Linked DNA regions of Homo sapiens: region 2 is linked to region 1. Evidence: chromatin loops called from intact Hi-C (ENCODE). Cell type or tissue: Caco-2. All regions are shown on one strand.

Region 1 (8,000 bases):
GAGCATCTGCCAGCCACCCTGGCTCACCACAGCCATTGTAAGCCACACCCATTCATCTGGTGCTAACTTTCCATCTGACATAAGATAAACCTGCCTGCATCATTTCAAAATAAATTACACGCTACAGTCTCCTTCCTATGCCCACTCCCACAAGCAAACTTCCCATCTTTTCCGAGGTAAAGTGCCATGTTTACTGGAATGTTTATGTATTTCTAATGATTTAACAGGGGTAAAATGGTGCTACAGTTTTTACTAGTTTCTGTATTTTTGTAATGTGTCATTGACGTTTTGAGCACTGTGACTTGTTATGAGCTGACTTGTGTCCCCCAAAATTCGTGCTCAAGTCCTAACCCTCAACACCATAACCTGAGGTTTGACTGTGTTTGGAAACAGGGCCCTTAAAGACATAATTAAGGTCAAATGAGATGATGTAGGTAGGCCTAATCTAGACTGACTGGCATTCTTGTAAGAAAAGGAGATCAGGACACAGACCCACAGACAGGAAAGACCATGTGAAGACACAAGGAGAAGACGGCATCTGCAAGCCCAGGAGACAGGTCTCAGAAGAAACCAACCCTGCCTACACCCGGTCTCAGACTCAGCCTCTGGAACTGTGAGAAGATACATTTCTGTTGTCTAAGCCACCCAGTCAGTGCTACTTTGTTATGGCAGCCCTACAAACTAATATATACCCCAAACCTCATTTTTTCCACAAGCGCTGTGGTTTTTATTGTGCAATTTTGCATAGCACAATGATTTTCAAGAATGCATACGCTGCATTGTAACAGAACTGACTGTATATCTCAAGTTTCTGCTATAAGCCCTAACAGGAACAAGAGTATACAGAGAAAAATGGAAGGGAAGAAATAAGGGGGTGTTAGATGTGGCCCTAAGATTGATCTAAAATCACTCCCTAAAAGACAAAGTTCATCTAAATGTGAAAATACTAAGGTGAGATGGAGGAAAGGGGGGAAGGTGCATCATCGCATACTACAGAAAAGGAACTTAAAAATACACCTTGGGACTCTAGGAGGCAGTCCCTTGGAAAGGCAACTGTTTGGGGGAAAACAAAGTAGTTAGAAAAGGAGACCTTCTTTGAAAACTGCATGGTAAAGAGAAAAGAAGAAAAGGGGAAATTCAGAAGACAGTGAAAAAAAAAAAAATTAAGTGACACAGTTGGGCGCGGTGGCTCACGTCTGTAATTCCAGCACTTTGGGAGGCAGAGGGAGGCGGATCACAAGGTCAGGAGATCCAGACCATCCTGGCTAACACGGTGAAACCCCTTCTTTACTAAAAAATACAAAAAATTAGCTGGGTGTGGTGGCATGCACCTGTAATGCCAGCTACTTGGGAGGCTGAGGCAAGAGAATCGCTTGAACCCAGGAGGTGGAGGTTGCAGTGAGCTGAGATTGCGCCACTGCACTCCAGCCTGGGCAACAGTGCGAGACTCCGTCTCAAAATAAATATATAAAAAAAAATTGAGTGACACACAAGTCCTTTCCCCTTCCCATTTCTGTAAAGCACCCAGTAAAACAACCACTAGAGGACACTGCCAGAAACCTGGCAGACATCCCTCAACAGGAGACCAAAGTTAGTATCACGGGGAATGGAACCAAGAGACATCATCATGTGCCCCCTGACATGGTATGTTGAGAAGGACACAGCGTACTTCAGCCAAAAATGCATAACCTGAATCTAATGTTTAAATATCAGACAAACACGAATTGAGGACCCAATTAAGTGATCTGTGTTCTTCAAAAATGTCAAATTTATGAAAAATAAAGAAAACTGAGAAAATCATCCAGATTAAAGGGGAACAAAAAGACATCACAACTACATAAAACAGGTGAGCCTGAATTGGATGTGGACCAGGGGAAAGAAGGCCCTATAAAGGACAGTAGGGGACAATCTTGCCCAATTTGAATAAATATATAGATCATTATAGTGTGATCAGGTAAGTGAATGCTATTGTTTTGGGGTAAAGGGTATCATATCTGCAATTTACTCTAACACAGTTCAGAACAAAAATTAATGAGTACGAGGGAAGAGATGTATGTGTGTGTATAAAGGGCGGGAAGGAAAGAGGGCGAGAGAGAGAATGACAATGCCAACATGGTAAAATATTAACATTTGAGGAATCTGGGTAAAGGGTAAATGAGAATTCTTTGTACTCTTTTTGCATCTATACTGTAAGTATGAAATTATTTCCAAATAAGAAAAAAGAGCAAAAGATAAATTGTACTTAGCTTTCCAATGTGTACTTTCTGATCAAGTCCTTAATTCATTTACTGAGAACAGTGAGGTCACTGCAGAGTAGATGGGAGAATAAATGAAGAACAAAGGTGCCGGGCGTGGTGGCTCACACCTGTAATCCCAGCACTTTGGGAGGCCAAGGCAGGTGGATCCCCCAAGGTCAGGAGTTCGAAAACAGTCTGGCCAACATGGTGAAACCCCGTTTCTACTAAAAATACAAAAACTAGCCAGGCATGGTGGCATATGCCTGTAATCCCAGCTACTTGGGAGGCTGAGGCAGGAGAATCACTTGAACCCAGGAAGTGGAGGCTGCAGTCGAGATTGTGCCACTGCACTACAGCCTGAGCAACAGAGTGGGACTCCGTCTCAAAAAAAAAAAAAAAAAAAAGAACAAAGGGCCAGGCATGGTGGCTCACGCCTGTAATCCCAACACTTTAGGAGGCTGAGGTAGGCGGATCACCAGAGGTCAAGAGTTCGAGACCAACCTGGCCAACATGGCAAAACCCCATCTCTACTAAAAATACAAAAATTAGCCAGGTGTGGTAGCGGCACCTGTAATCCGAGCTACTCAAGAGGCTGAGGCAGGAGAATAGCTTGAACCTGGGATGTGGAGGTTGCAATGGGCCGAGATCACGCCACTGTACTCCAATCTGGGCGGCAGAGCAAGATTCCGTCTCAAAAAAGAAAAAAAAAAGGAAAGAAAGAAAAAAACAACACAACGGAATTGGCAAATCACAAGTGACATCATCACATCATCTTAAAATCTCAATTCAGAAAACTTGAAAAATATTATAAACTTGTGAAGTAATCAGGCTCTGTAAAACAGACTGAAAAATCCTGATTTAAACCACCAACCTTGACAGACAGAACCGGAAAAAGGTACTACTATTTCTTCTTAAGGGGTGTCTTGGCTCAATGACTCTGAGTAGATTCTCTGTTAGCATAAGGCACTCACGTACAGAAAAGGACTGAGTGAAAAGTCAGCATTACTGTATATGACATTTTCTTAAAGTACATCTTATGACTTTAAAGTACATGTAGTCCAACCAACTGCTAACAGGGAGAATAATGGAGTGACTCTTAACATAATCTCATTCCAATACCAGCACTCTACACAGACACCTTTTTCACCCCTATACCATTATAGTATTGTCCAAATTCGTCTCCTCCCTCCAGTCACTCTACCTTTCAACCTCTCCAGCAACACTCTTCCAGATTCTTCATTCTAAAATACCCCTTCCACGTCACACTCCTTTAGCAAAACCCTTCAAAAGATATTTATAACATAAAGAATCAGGTTCAAGTTTCTTACTCTCAATATCCAAGGCCTCCTATCATTTAGTCTTCAGCTTCTTTTCCAAACTACTTCTCTCATCTCCCTTCTGCCAAAACTGGCCACTATGTCTCCGCTGACCCCTAGCACTTTGCCTGCCGATCCTCAAAGCCAAATGTGGAGCCAGCTGACTGCAGGAAGCCTGTCCTCACCACGTCAACTAACTCTCTCTCTCTCTCTCTCTCTCTCTCTCTCTCTCCTCAGAAGATGAAGTCATTAGAACTTGCTGCAAATAAATAAGCAGTATGACAGCCCTACCAAGTTCTAACTTTTCTAATTTTTTCCTTCATGTTTGAATGTCAATTATCTAACTTGTGCCCACAATGTCCCTCCTTCCTCTCATTGTTTTTATTGCTCCTGCTTTGCAGGTACGCTAGCATGTGCTTATTCTATAATACAATGGGACAGAGCAGCTGCGAGAGCAAGGCGGTGTCAAAGGAATTTAGTGCTTAAAGAAGCATGAAAGCAAAACCAGCACTGAAGGATTGTTATCTGCGGTCTGAGAGAGGGGCCAGAGTCCAGGTTAGGCAGTAGAGCGGTTCTGAGCCCAACCCACAGGTGGGCATTGTGCTTGCAGCATACTGTCATTGGCTATACGGCATATCTACTATCCTCCTAGGCGCCACAACTGCAGATAGGGGAATGTGGGGGATGGCTGCAAGAGGGTGAAGGTTAGCAAATAATGCCACCATAGACAGAAGAGTGAGCTTCATCTTAATCCGGTTAAATTATTAAAATTTATAATGAGATAAATCCAAATTTGTGAAATGTTGCCATACCTTCAGACACAGTGGTAGAGTCTCTATGCAAGATGTAGCCATTTGGTTATAGAAATGGAGATCCTGCTGGTGAACACAGAAGTCCAACACCGGGGAAATCACAAGGTTGTGCCTGACCTTTTCCTCCTCATTCAGGACAAGGGCTTGAGGGTCATCACGAGATATTCCCTGGGGATCATGGCCTTCAGAAATGGCACATAACCCAAATACAGTTTTCACAACTTAAGGTCATCACACTAACACATGTTGAGCAGGTATCGCTGGATGCTCATAATAAGCCTTTGACTTAAGGTCCTTCTATAACCCCTACTGTACAGATAAGGAAACTGAGGCACAGAAAGATTAAGTAACTTGCCTGAAATCACACAGCCAGTGAAAGGCAGAGCCAGGATTCAAATGCAGGCAGTCTGCCTGTCTCCAGAGTCCATAATGAACTCAACTACTACAAAAACACAAATGTGCTTAAAAAGATCAAATAAGTTATGCTTTCTAAAAATTAACCCAGAAATTTAATATTTGAATTGCAGTTCCTTAAATGCAGCCTAATTTAAAAGGAACTAAATGATGAATTAGATTTGGGGTTTTTTTTTTTTTTTTTTTTTTTTTTGCTTTTTAAAGCCAGCAATTCACTGTTAAAAGAGCAAGTCCACTAATCATGACTGTTTGGGCCAGGCACAGTGGTTCATGCCTGTAATCCCAGCACTTTGGGAGGATGAGGTGGGTGACTGCTTGAGCTCAGGAGTTTAAGACAAGCCTGGGGGACATGGTGAAACCCCATCTCTATAAAAAATACAAAATTAGCTGGGCGTGATGGCACACACCTGTGGTCCCAGTTTCTCAGGAGCCTGAGGTCGGAAGATCACTTGAGCCCAGGAGATCAAGACTGCAGTGAGCCGTGATTGCGCCACTGCACTCCAACCTGGGTGACAGAAAAACCATGTCTTACCAAAAAAAAAAAAAAAAAGACTACTTCTAGGGCAATAATGTTTACTAAAAACTGACATTTCAATTATTAGTTAAAATAACACATTAGTATCGTATGAATATTTTTCTTTAATAACAATATTTTTTAAATGGCACACATTTTAAATGTTTAACTATTTTAGTTACACGTATGAATTATAGTGGCTTTTCAAACCAAAATGAAGTAAACACAAATTAAATCTTTAGAACATTTCAGCCAGATTACCAAATGTATCTGGAATGTGACACAGTCTTCACATTCCTTTACCTGAGAGGCAGTGAAGCAAAGAGGACTAAGTCTAGGCTTTGAAGCCCTACTTGAATCTCCTACTCTGTAATCTCAGATAAGGTATTTAATCTCTCTGAGCTTTGGTTCACTCAGTTATTAAATGGGTATAAATAACATCAACAGCCTAAAAGTCCCAAACATAAAAACATATAAGACCATGTGCAGTGGCTCACACCTGCAATGCCAGCACTTTAGAAGGCCAACGCAGGAGGATAGCTTGAGGCCAGGAGTTCAAGACCAGCTTAGGCAACATAAAGAAACTCTGTCTCTACAAAAACTATATATATTTTTTTAATTAGCTGGGTGTAGTGTGATGTACCTATAATCCCAGCTACTGCGGAGGCTGAGACAGGAGGATCACTTGAGCCCAGGGATTCAAGGCTGCAGTAAGCTGTGTTCACACCACTGTATTCCAGCCTAGCTGATAGAGCAAGAACCCAACTCTATTATTTTTATTTATTTTTTATTTTTTTTTGAGACAGAGTCTCACTCTGTCACCCAGGCTGGAGTGCAGTGGCACAATTTTGGCTCACTGCAACCTCTGCCTCCTGGGTTCAAGCGATTCTCCTGCCTCAGCCTCCTGAGTAGCTGGGATTACAGGCACCCGCCACCACACCTGGCTAATTTTTTGTATATTTAGTAAAGACAGGTTTCACCATGTTGGCCAGGCTGGTCTTGAACTTCTGACTCAGGTGATCTGCCGCCTTGGCCTCTCAAAGTGCTATGATTACAGGTGTGAGCCACCATGCCCGGTCAAGACCCCAACTCTCGAAAACAAAACTATATGCACATGTGAACGCCTGTGTGTGCGTTTTTTTTTTTTTTTTAAGTTTCACTTTACCTTTTTTCTTTTTTTTAAGAGGCAGGGTCTTGCACTGTTGCCCAGGCTGGAGTGCAGTGGCACAATCTCAGCTCACTGCAACCTCCACCTCCTGGGTTCAAGTGATCCTCCCACCTCTGCCTCCCAAGTAGCTGGAAGTACAAGCACACATCTACATGCCAAGCTAATTTTTTTATTTTTTGTAGAGACAGGGTCTCACTATGTTACCCAGGCTGGTCTCAAACCCCTGAGCTCAAGCATCCTCCCTCCTCAGCCTCCCAAAGTGCTGGGATTACAGGCATGAACCACCATGGTGGGCTATATATTTTTAAAATGTACATAGAACAACCAGACCCAAAGGAAGAACTTAATAAACGTTAAATCCTTTTCTTTCTTACGAGAAACAAGGACAGATACATTGTCTCTGTGGATTTGTAAGTCCACACTACACTGATACTTTCCAGAATCCAAGAGACAAGCAATGTTTCTCCACACCCACTTTCAGTTACGACACTGAGGTTAACAAATCCCAATTCTAGATTCCAATGTATATGGAGGCTTATATAAAGTGTTTACTATAAAATGTAATTTTTTAAATTGTTTAGTTTTTCAGCATGGTACTGGTACCAAGACAGATATATAGACCAATGGAATAGAACAGAGCCCTCAGAAATAACACCACACATCTACAACCATCTGATCTTTGACAAACCTGAGAAAAACAAGAAATGTTGAAAGGATTCCCTATTTAATAAGTGGTGCTGGGAAAACTGGCTAGCCATATGTAGAAAGCTGAAACTGGATCCCTTCCTTACACCTTATACAAAAATTAATTCAAGATGGATTAAAGACTTAAATGTTAGACCTAAAACCATAAAAACCCTAGAAGAAAACCTAGGCATTACCATTCAGGACATAGGCATGGACAAGGACTTCATGTCTAAAACACCAAAAGCAATGGCAACAAAAGCCAAAATTGACAAACGGGATCTAACTAAACTAAAGAGCTTCTGCACAGCAAAAGAAACTACCATCAGAGTGAACAGGCAACCTACAGAATGGGAGAAAATTTTTGCAATCTACCCATCTGACAAAGGGCTAATATCCAGAATCTACGAAGAACTTAAACAAATTTACAAGAAAAAATCAAACAACCCCATCAAAAAGTGGGCAAAGGATATAAACAGATACTTCTCAAAAGAAGACATTTATGCAGCCAAAGGACACATGAAAAAATGCTCATCATCACTGGCCATCAGAGAAATGCAAATCAAAACCACAATGAGATACCATCTCACACCAGTTAGAACAGCGATCATTAAAAAGTCAGGAAACAACAGGTGCTGGAGAGGATGTGGAGAAATAGGAATGCTTTTACACTGTTGGTGGGAGTATAAATTCGTTCAACCATTGTGGAAGACAGTGTAGTGATTCCTCAAGGATCTAGAACTAGAAATACCATTTGACCCAGCAATCTCATTACTGGGTATATACCCAAGGAATTATAAATCATGCTAATATAAAGACACATGCACACGTATGTTTATTGTGGCACTATTCACA
Region 2 (8,000 bases), 95 kb before region 1:
AGCTCTTTCAAAAGTTCTTCTTTTTCATTAATCAGCATCAGTTTTTCCTTCTCAATATCCAGTGCCCCAGGCCAGGCCTCACTGTCCAATTTTGACAGTTCAATTTTTAAGTTGGCCATACTAAAAAAAAAAAGATAGAAGAGGTATGCACATACTTAAAACTCCTGAGAAAGGTAAACACAGCCTAAGCCAAATTTGGTGTTGACATGCTGTCCAGATTTTCCTAACTTGACCTTACCAGAAAGAGGTGTGGTCTACTGGTGAGAGGCCGGAGTGGGAGCAGCAGCCTTGCACACCAGTCTCTGGGCCTGTCTCTGCACTCAGCTGTCACCCACTTCTTTCCCCCATCTTTAAAATGTGAGTGAGCATACCCAGCTACCTGACAAAAGGGTGAAGGCCAAGTACACAGAGGCTTCAAAAGCTGAGTGCTCTGGGCGCCACGAGAGGCCAGCTCTGACGTGTGACTGCCTGTGTAGGTGACAGGAAAGATGCCTGGGGGGTTCCCTTTAAAAAAACTGAGGTGAATGATGTCTGAGATGCCATCACTATACATTTTATTCCAATGTGTTTTAGATGCTGTCCGCTAGTAAAATGGGAACCCCAGGGCAGGCTGGACAGAGACTAGGGCATTAGTAAGTCAGGGAAGGAGAGAGCAGCAAAGAGAGCAGTGGTGTGGCCAACTGGTATGAAAGCAGTTGGGCCAGGTGCAGTGGCTCATGCCTGTAATCTGACACTTTGGGAGGACAAGCAGCACGATCATGTGAGGCCATGAGTTCGAGACCAGCCTGGGCAACATAGCGAGACCCTGTCTCTACCAAAAATATTTTAAAGATTTTAAAAATTAGCCAGGTGTGGTGATGTGTGTGCCTGTGGTCCCTGCTCCTTGGGAGGCTAAGGTGAGATCACTTGAGCCCAGGAGTTTGAGGCCACAGTGAGCCATAACTGCGCCACTGCACTCCTGCCTGGGTGACAGAGCAAGACCCTGGGAGGGAGTCAGGGGTTGATCCATCAAGGCTCCCCCATTGCCAAAGAGAAGGGGCAGGGCTTGGCCTTCTCCCGTTCACATTCTCCTTAAGCTGCATGTGAGTCTCCTCCCCATCAGTGCCCCGACTGGTGTACAAGCCATTTACTGAGCAGTCATTGCACTGACACTTTATACATTATTGTGCTAGCCCTGTGGTTGCTCTGTACACAGCTATTTGCAGGCAGCATACGGTGGACCTTCACTAGTACAGGCAGCTGGCATGACACCACTGGAGTGACAACAGGTGCTGAAGTGATGTGGACAGGGACAGGAGAAGGAGGAGGAAAATGCACCAAAGGCAAACCTCACTGTTTCCATAATTTTGCCTGACCCCAGATTTCTCTTATGTCTAGAGCTTCGTAACACATGGTAGAGTTAACATTACCCCCGACTCAGTACGAATGTCCTAACCACCTGAGTCAAATAACTTGCTACGTGGCACTGTAAAGACAATGAGGACTGTTCATAAGGTAAGCGGCACATGGTTCTTTCGACCATAACGACAAGATCTCAGTGAACTATGAACTCCACTGATGTCTGCACAAGGAATCTATGTTTCTACAGAAAAACGTTGGATGATTACTTTGGATATTGTTAACAGTACACACCAAAATACGAAAAACAGAAAAGAAATACTTTCCCATTTTCATGGGAGAACTTGTAGAAGGGAAGAGAAAAGGTGAATGAAAAACATAATCAAGAGCAAAGATGGAAGTAGATCTATACCTTTGTGCCATAAGTTTCTTGTTCTAATTAAAAATAAAATTGCATGTTAGAGTGGCACGGTGTATGCAGTGTACTTCTGATTTTCTCCCCCCATCTGCACTTATGATAGATTTAAGTAACATCAGCTATTCTTCAGCTTTAACCACAAAATCATAAACAACTGTCTCAACATACTAGAAAATTAATCATCAAAATGCGAAATAAGCATGATATTATTAGCTTCATTAAGCACATAAAATAAGGGCTGGAGGAGAAAACAGATTTCAGAGAAACACAACCTGCCTCTTTACTTAATCAGAATTGAGGAGGAAAAAGCATTTTCAACATATGCATAAGCGCTTGAGATTTACTTTCTCATCAGCATCACTAGTAACTTTAAAACAAAACCCCAAATGGCACGCCAATGCAACCAAGTGGGAAAGAACCAATGTCTGAAGTTTTGATGTGACTGAATTAACCAACTGAACCAGGAACAATAACATAATACAGGAAAAAGAGGCGCCCGTTTATTATTTGTGTCATCAGACATTAGGCAGGTCTTAAATTTTATTTTAGAAGGAGTGTTCCAAATTTGGGGAGCAGAATATGAAGAAGAGTTTTAGAAGCACCTAGGAAGAGAAATGTGATGTGAGCTCCAGATAAAATTCACTTAGAAGTCAAAGGAGGGTGAAAGTTGAAGCTGATCCATGGGAAGCAAGAGTCAAGCCCGAAAGAATGCAGGGGCTTAAGGCCCAGTTCTCCAAGACTGCTTCTGAGTAATGGCCATTCTCTTTCAGAAAAGCAGACCAAATTCATGGCTTTGTCCACAGCCCTGCCCAGGTGGACACACAACAAGGGGACCACAGGCACTATCTACCGAAAGCTGGCACATTGCCGGGCCACAAAACCAGAAGTTGATCCTCAATACTTATTGAAGGGAAGGCACTAATCTGGGCACTGAGAAGGAGATAATAAAGCCTAAACATTTTTCCCTAACCTGAAGAAATTTAGAATCTCCCAGAGAAAATTTAAAGGCATTAAAATTAGCTGAGTAAATTGCTGTTCAGATCGCCTAAGTGACTTGTTCAAGCTCACATGGTTAATAATTTGTGGAATGAAGCTTAGGTTTCTTTCAGGAAGTGAGGAACCAAGTAATATTAAGAATACAGGTTACATAGAGGTGAATATTGTATTTATTTTACTTTGTTAAAGCCTGATAACCTCTAAGGACTACGGCCAATTGCTTTTAAGTTATCATCATCACCAATAATAAGGAATATACTTCAATATCTGGTTCTCAGCTGAGCTTTTCATGGTCATGGGGAGAAACATGATAAATTCCTGTTTCTTGCAGGACGATAATGCAGTTTCTCCCAATGTCCTCCTAAATAATAACCCAATGGCATTTTAAAGCTCTTATGAGGAAAATAATGAAATCAAATGTATCAGTATAATCCTTTCCCTCATAATAAGGAGTTCTATATTATGAAAAGTATTTGAGTCTATCTACTAGATACGGATAGTGAAATCTCTTTTTTGTTGTTGTTGTTGAGACGGAAGTTTCTTATGTCTCACTCCAGCAGAATCACAAAGTAAGTAAAAGATAGCACAGGGATTAAGAAGAGTTTATGAGGTAAAAGAGAGAAATGAGAATCTCTCTTCCTTTTCCCTAACCTAAGTCGACTGGAACTGCCACCTCAGCACCTTCAAGGACATTAGCAGTAAGACTTCCCTTCAAATCAAAGGCAAATAAATCAATACTTATTTGCCTTAGAACTCCTCAACAGCTATTTAGTCCTATACCTGAACCACTGTATCATATTTCCATCAAAGCAACCAATCTTCTCACTTTTAATTGAGAGTTAAGTATTGTACCAACTCAAAGCTTCTTTTTTCTCAGAGGAGAAGGGGGCAAGTTCATTTGTATACTTCTCACTAATTCTCCCTGTTCTTTAGCTTTTGGTGGTTGGGGGGTGGAGGGCGGGGGGAAGAAAAGGTAGACCAGAGAGGAAGCAGCCCTGACATGCTAAAACCGAAGGGTGGCCTTGGTAAGAATGTATGGGGAGTGCCCAGCAGATGTCACCACAGGAGTAAAGATTAATTCTGGAAAAGAAAATGTTTGAGCCATGCACAAAACAGCTTCTCTGTCATTACCTTCTTTTGGCTTCTTCATACTGTAGGCTTAGCCTGACCTTTTCAGCTAAATTTGATCTACTTCTTACTCCAATCTAGTGGAAAAAGAAAAAGGAAAAAAGTCAATTAACTCTGCTAATGAATGAAGTAAATTGCTTTTGTTTCTGGGAAGTATGTGTAATTGAAAAGTTAAAGAAGATGGTACTGAAATCGGGAAACACCAATTTTAAAAGACACTTATTTTATTGTCTCAGTAGGGGCAAAACATTTCTTTCAATTCAAGCTCATCTGTTTTTCAAAGACTCTAACATTATTTTCTCTACACGTTAAATTCAAGATAAAAAATATCCTGATACTGTAAATACCAAGGTAAATGTGTCTGGTATCTCAGAGTTTATGAAGGGTGTACAGGTCAATAAAATTTATGAACTGGAACTAATTTTTTTGCCTTTATGAGCCTAATTTCTAGCATTTAGCTTTCAACTGTACAAAATATAAACTAAATAAGTTCAAAAATTAATTTTCAAACAGGTAAGCCCTACTGTTGATCTCTACCTGTTTTACTTTCACAGCACATATTTCAAAGCAGCATAAAAGAATATGAAAAGAAATGGGAATGTATTGAGAAGTAAATACCTGCTAATGGCATCCCAAAATGGAGAAGGTAAAATAGTTAACAATAGCCAAGCCACATTAAATATTTAAATGGCAGATATAAATCACAAATTAAACATTTTAATATAATCAATTAAGATTTACAAAAACAAGTTTTCTTATTAGTCTTAAAAGGCATGTTTTTCTGTTTCTCATTGGCCTAATGTTTATTTGAAAGGACCTACATTTCCAAGACTCTAAACGTAATAGGAAAAAGTTAAATTCTCATATGCCTCTAGCCTTTCAGCGTGTCTCTAAAGGAATATAGCATGAGAAAGTTTGAACAAAGCTACTCATATGGACAAATCCTGACATACTTGGCACCTAGATAGAAAAGATAAGGCTATGATTTTTAAAACTAATCTTACGAAAATGGAACACTGAATGCACACAGCCAGAATCCAAGTCACATATACTTCTGGTTCCAGTTCACCATCCATATTGCAATTAAGGCCCATCAAGGACAACACTGGGCCAACTCTTCAGCACAGATAACTTACATCTCCGGAAATGCTTGTTTGTGACCCAGCATCAAGGGTCTGTCTGGAGAGACATAAATGAGAGTTCACAGGACTACATCTCAAATCTGGCTCAGATCTGCCAATGTTCTGATCCAAATGAAACCGCTCCTGCAGCTTAGCAAGACTCTGTTCAGAAAACACAAAGTGTTTCATAAAGCTTAACAAGTAAGACAGCAAACCTTCCCTACCAGGTGAAATTAAAAGGAAAGAGCTAATCTCAATGGAAAAAAACAACTTTATTTTAGTAGGTACTTACCATTTTATATAATTGAAAAAATAACAGCAGGATATAATTTTGCACCTCCATACATGTGACTTTGGAAGCGAGATCATATTAAACCAGTTGTCTTATCTATCTCAAAACAGCATTTTCCTATGAACGGTATCTTTAAAATACATGCATGTCTTATTTCTAAAAATTTCATTAAGAAGTTATCTCTATTTCAATAGGAACCCACTCACTTCATGCAGCTGAAATTGTGGAAACAGAATATCTATAACATAATCTCTCATTTTAGATACAGTAAAAGAACTTCCTACTTTGAAGACTTCTTCAATTAAGCCATTGTACATCTGGACAGGACCCAAGAGATTATTTAGCTCACATCAATGTTAGGGATTAGGAAACTGAGGCTCAGAAGTTGCTAATGAGTGGCACAGGCATGGAACAAGCCCATCTGTGTGTCTACTGCATGGCACTGCCTGTGGTGACATGTTTGGCTTGGTAAAGAGAATAATCAAAAGCAAATGTGCCTGCTGTGGGCACTCAGGTTTAATAAACTGTGTTTACTTTAGAGGGAGGATATGAACAAGTGAAAGTATTGAAAAGGAAAGACTAATCTGAATTACTTAAAACAATAAAAAGGAAACCCTAGGGTAATCCTAATAAAATGATAAGAAACCATTATTATCAACAAAAGAGCCTGTATTTAATCCTGATATTTAAAATTTTCATGATTAGGAGGAATTAGAAATATCAGAGATCTGAAATTTTTTACCTAACTTTCTCTATTTTCTCTCAAAGGGATATATATACTATATACTATATATATAATATATATATAGTATATATATTATATATATATTATGTAGTATATATAGTATATATGTAGTATATAGTATATATAGTACATATAGTATATATAGTATATAGAATATAGTACATATAATATATAGTATATATAGTATATAGTATATATAGTATATATAGTATATAGTATATATAGTATATATAGCATATATAGCATATATATAGTATATAGTATATAGAGCATATATAGTATATACAGTATATATATAGTATATATAGTATATATATAGTATAGTGTATATATAGTATAAATAGTATATATAGTATATATATATGAGGATAAAACTTAAATGGTCACATCAAATAATATAGAAAAGAACAAAAAAACCTTTTAGTGACCTTGTGCAAGTCTTTTCTATTTTTCCATCTATACAGTGAAAAAAAGTCAGTGTTCTTCAAACTCATCTGTGATGGCAATGCATTCTATCAATTTAGTAGGTTGTTACTAGTATTTTTTTAAATGAAATAGAAGATACTAGAAAATAAAATCAGAGTACATCACCAGTTTAAGAGTAGGCATATTTCTGTGAAATTCATTTGGAGTGTGTATGTGTGTGTGTGCGCGTGCATGCACACCTGTGTATCTATAGGTACACACAATTGTGTGTTACTGGGTTTTGATGTAAAATCTATTTCTTACTGTGGTCAAAGAGGTTTGAAAGTCACAGAAGATATCTAAAGTTTCTTCTAACTCTATTGTCAATCTCTGCATCTACTAATTAATGTAATTTAGTAACTGAAAAGGGATCTAATCTTTTAATTTAATCAGGCCTGCAGATGAATCCAAAGTTTATAGGAAGAATGAAAGATGACCTAAAATTGTTGAATTAGAAGGTTCCAATGTAGATTTGCTCCAGTTCTATTAACTTTTTTTTTTAAAGGACCTACTACATGCATTTCTGGAATGACTGACTTAATCAGCAAGACAATTGTGGAACAAAACCAAAATACACACAAGTAAAGTCTTGCATGTGTTATATGTATGTTAAAACCACGTTAACCCAGACTGCCTGGGTTTGAACCATAGTCTTGCTACTTACCAGCTGTATGACTTTAAGAAACTTTAATTTTTCTGTGCTGAAATTTCCTCGTCTGTAAGCTGAGAATAATAACAGTGCCTACCTTTAGTGGCTGTTGTGAGGATCAAGGGAATTATTTATATGCAAGGCAGTTAGAAGAATGTCTGGCACAAAGTCAGTATTTACAATTACATGCTATTATTATTTTGTCTTTTCTATATTATTTTATATTCTTCTTGCAAGTAATGCAAAATTATATGGATCCAAGAATATTTATCTATATTCAACTAATATTTTGAAAACCAACATCAAGTAGTTAAATATGGTATTTAAATGTAGATGTTCTATTGAGAATGTAAACATCATCAGTGACTCTAACATTTTCCCATAGATGCGGACTAAATTATCCCTCAGCTAAGTAAGAACTCCAAATATACGAAATAAGAATTCTTAGTGTTTGGGATGGAGGGAAGGAGAGGAAGAGAGACACCCTTAAAAAAAAACTTGACTGTATTTGATAGTATAGATACTGAGAATACTGATCACTTAACGGCTATTTTGTGTTTTCTACACATGATGCTGGATCACTGGGAGTTAAGACCCACAGGCTGAGAAGTGAACAGGTTTAGTAAGGGGATCTATGGCCATTGGCAGCTTTGCTAGGGTAACTGTATAGGCATCCCCCAGCTGGGTCAGCACTCCCCGCCCCACCCTTAGCTGGCACCCCAGAATCAACTGGGTCGGAAAACTTTTCTAAGCTCCTCACATAGCCTCATCCCCAAAAGGCAAGCCTTCTACTTACTGATGGCAAATGATATATCCCTTGTGTATCCTGGGCTGAGAATTCTGCTTAC

What was found. Hi-C counts contacts between places; a loop is a spot of excess contacts. Peaks named below come from ENCODE experiments on the same cell type or tissue, not always from the same donor. Only the 100,000 strongest peaks of a DNase experiment are listed, where the experiment ranks them.
Region 2: it touches region 1 in a loop (2.7-fold over the local background); 2 of 110 quality-filtered maps call a loop at or near these places.

The regions. Positions count from the first base shown.
Region 1 is chr4:183,150,975-183,158,974 of GRCh38, reverse strand. All of the region lies in intron 1 of WWC2 (WW and C2 domain containing 2), which reads right to left. Among named protein-coding and RNA genes, the nearest start is that of WWC2, 56 kb to the right of the region's middle. In Caco-2, no CTCF peak of the experiment used is centred here; DNase peaks (open chromatin) are centred at 3,694, 4,084 and 5,244; H3K4me3 peaks cover 883 bases.
Region 2 is chr4:183,245,877-183,253,876 of GRCh38, reverse strand. WWC2 (WW and C2 domain containing 2) reads right to left here. Exons shown (of 23, transcript NM_024949.6): 7 at 5,017-5,163; 8 at 3,884-3,957; 9 at 1-120. Among named protein-coding and RNA genes, the nearest start is that of WWC2-AS1, 9.2 kb to the right of the region's middle. In Caco-2, a CTCF peak has its summit at 3,839 (motif pointing right); no DNase peak of the experiment used is centred here.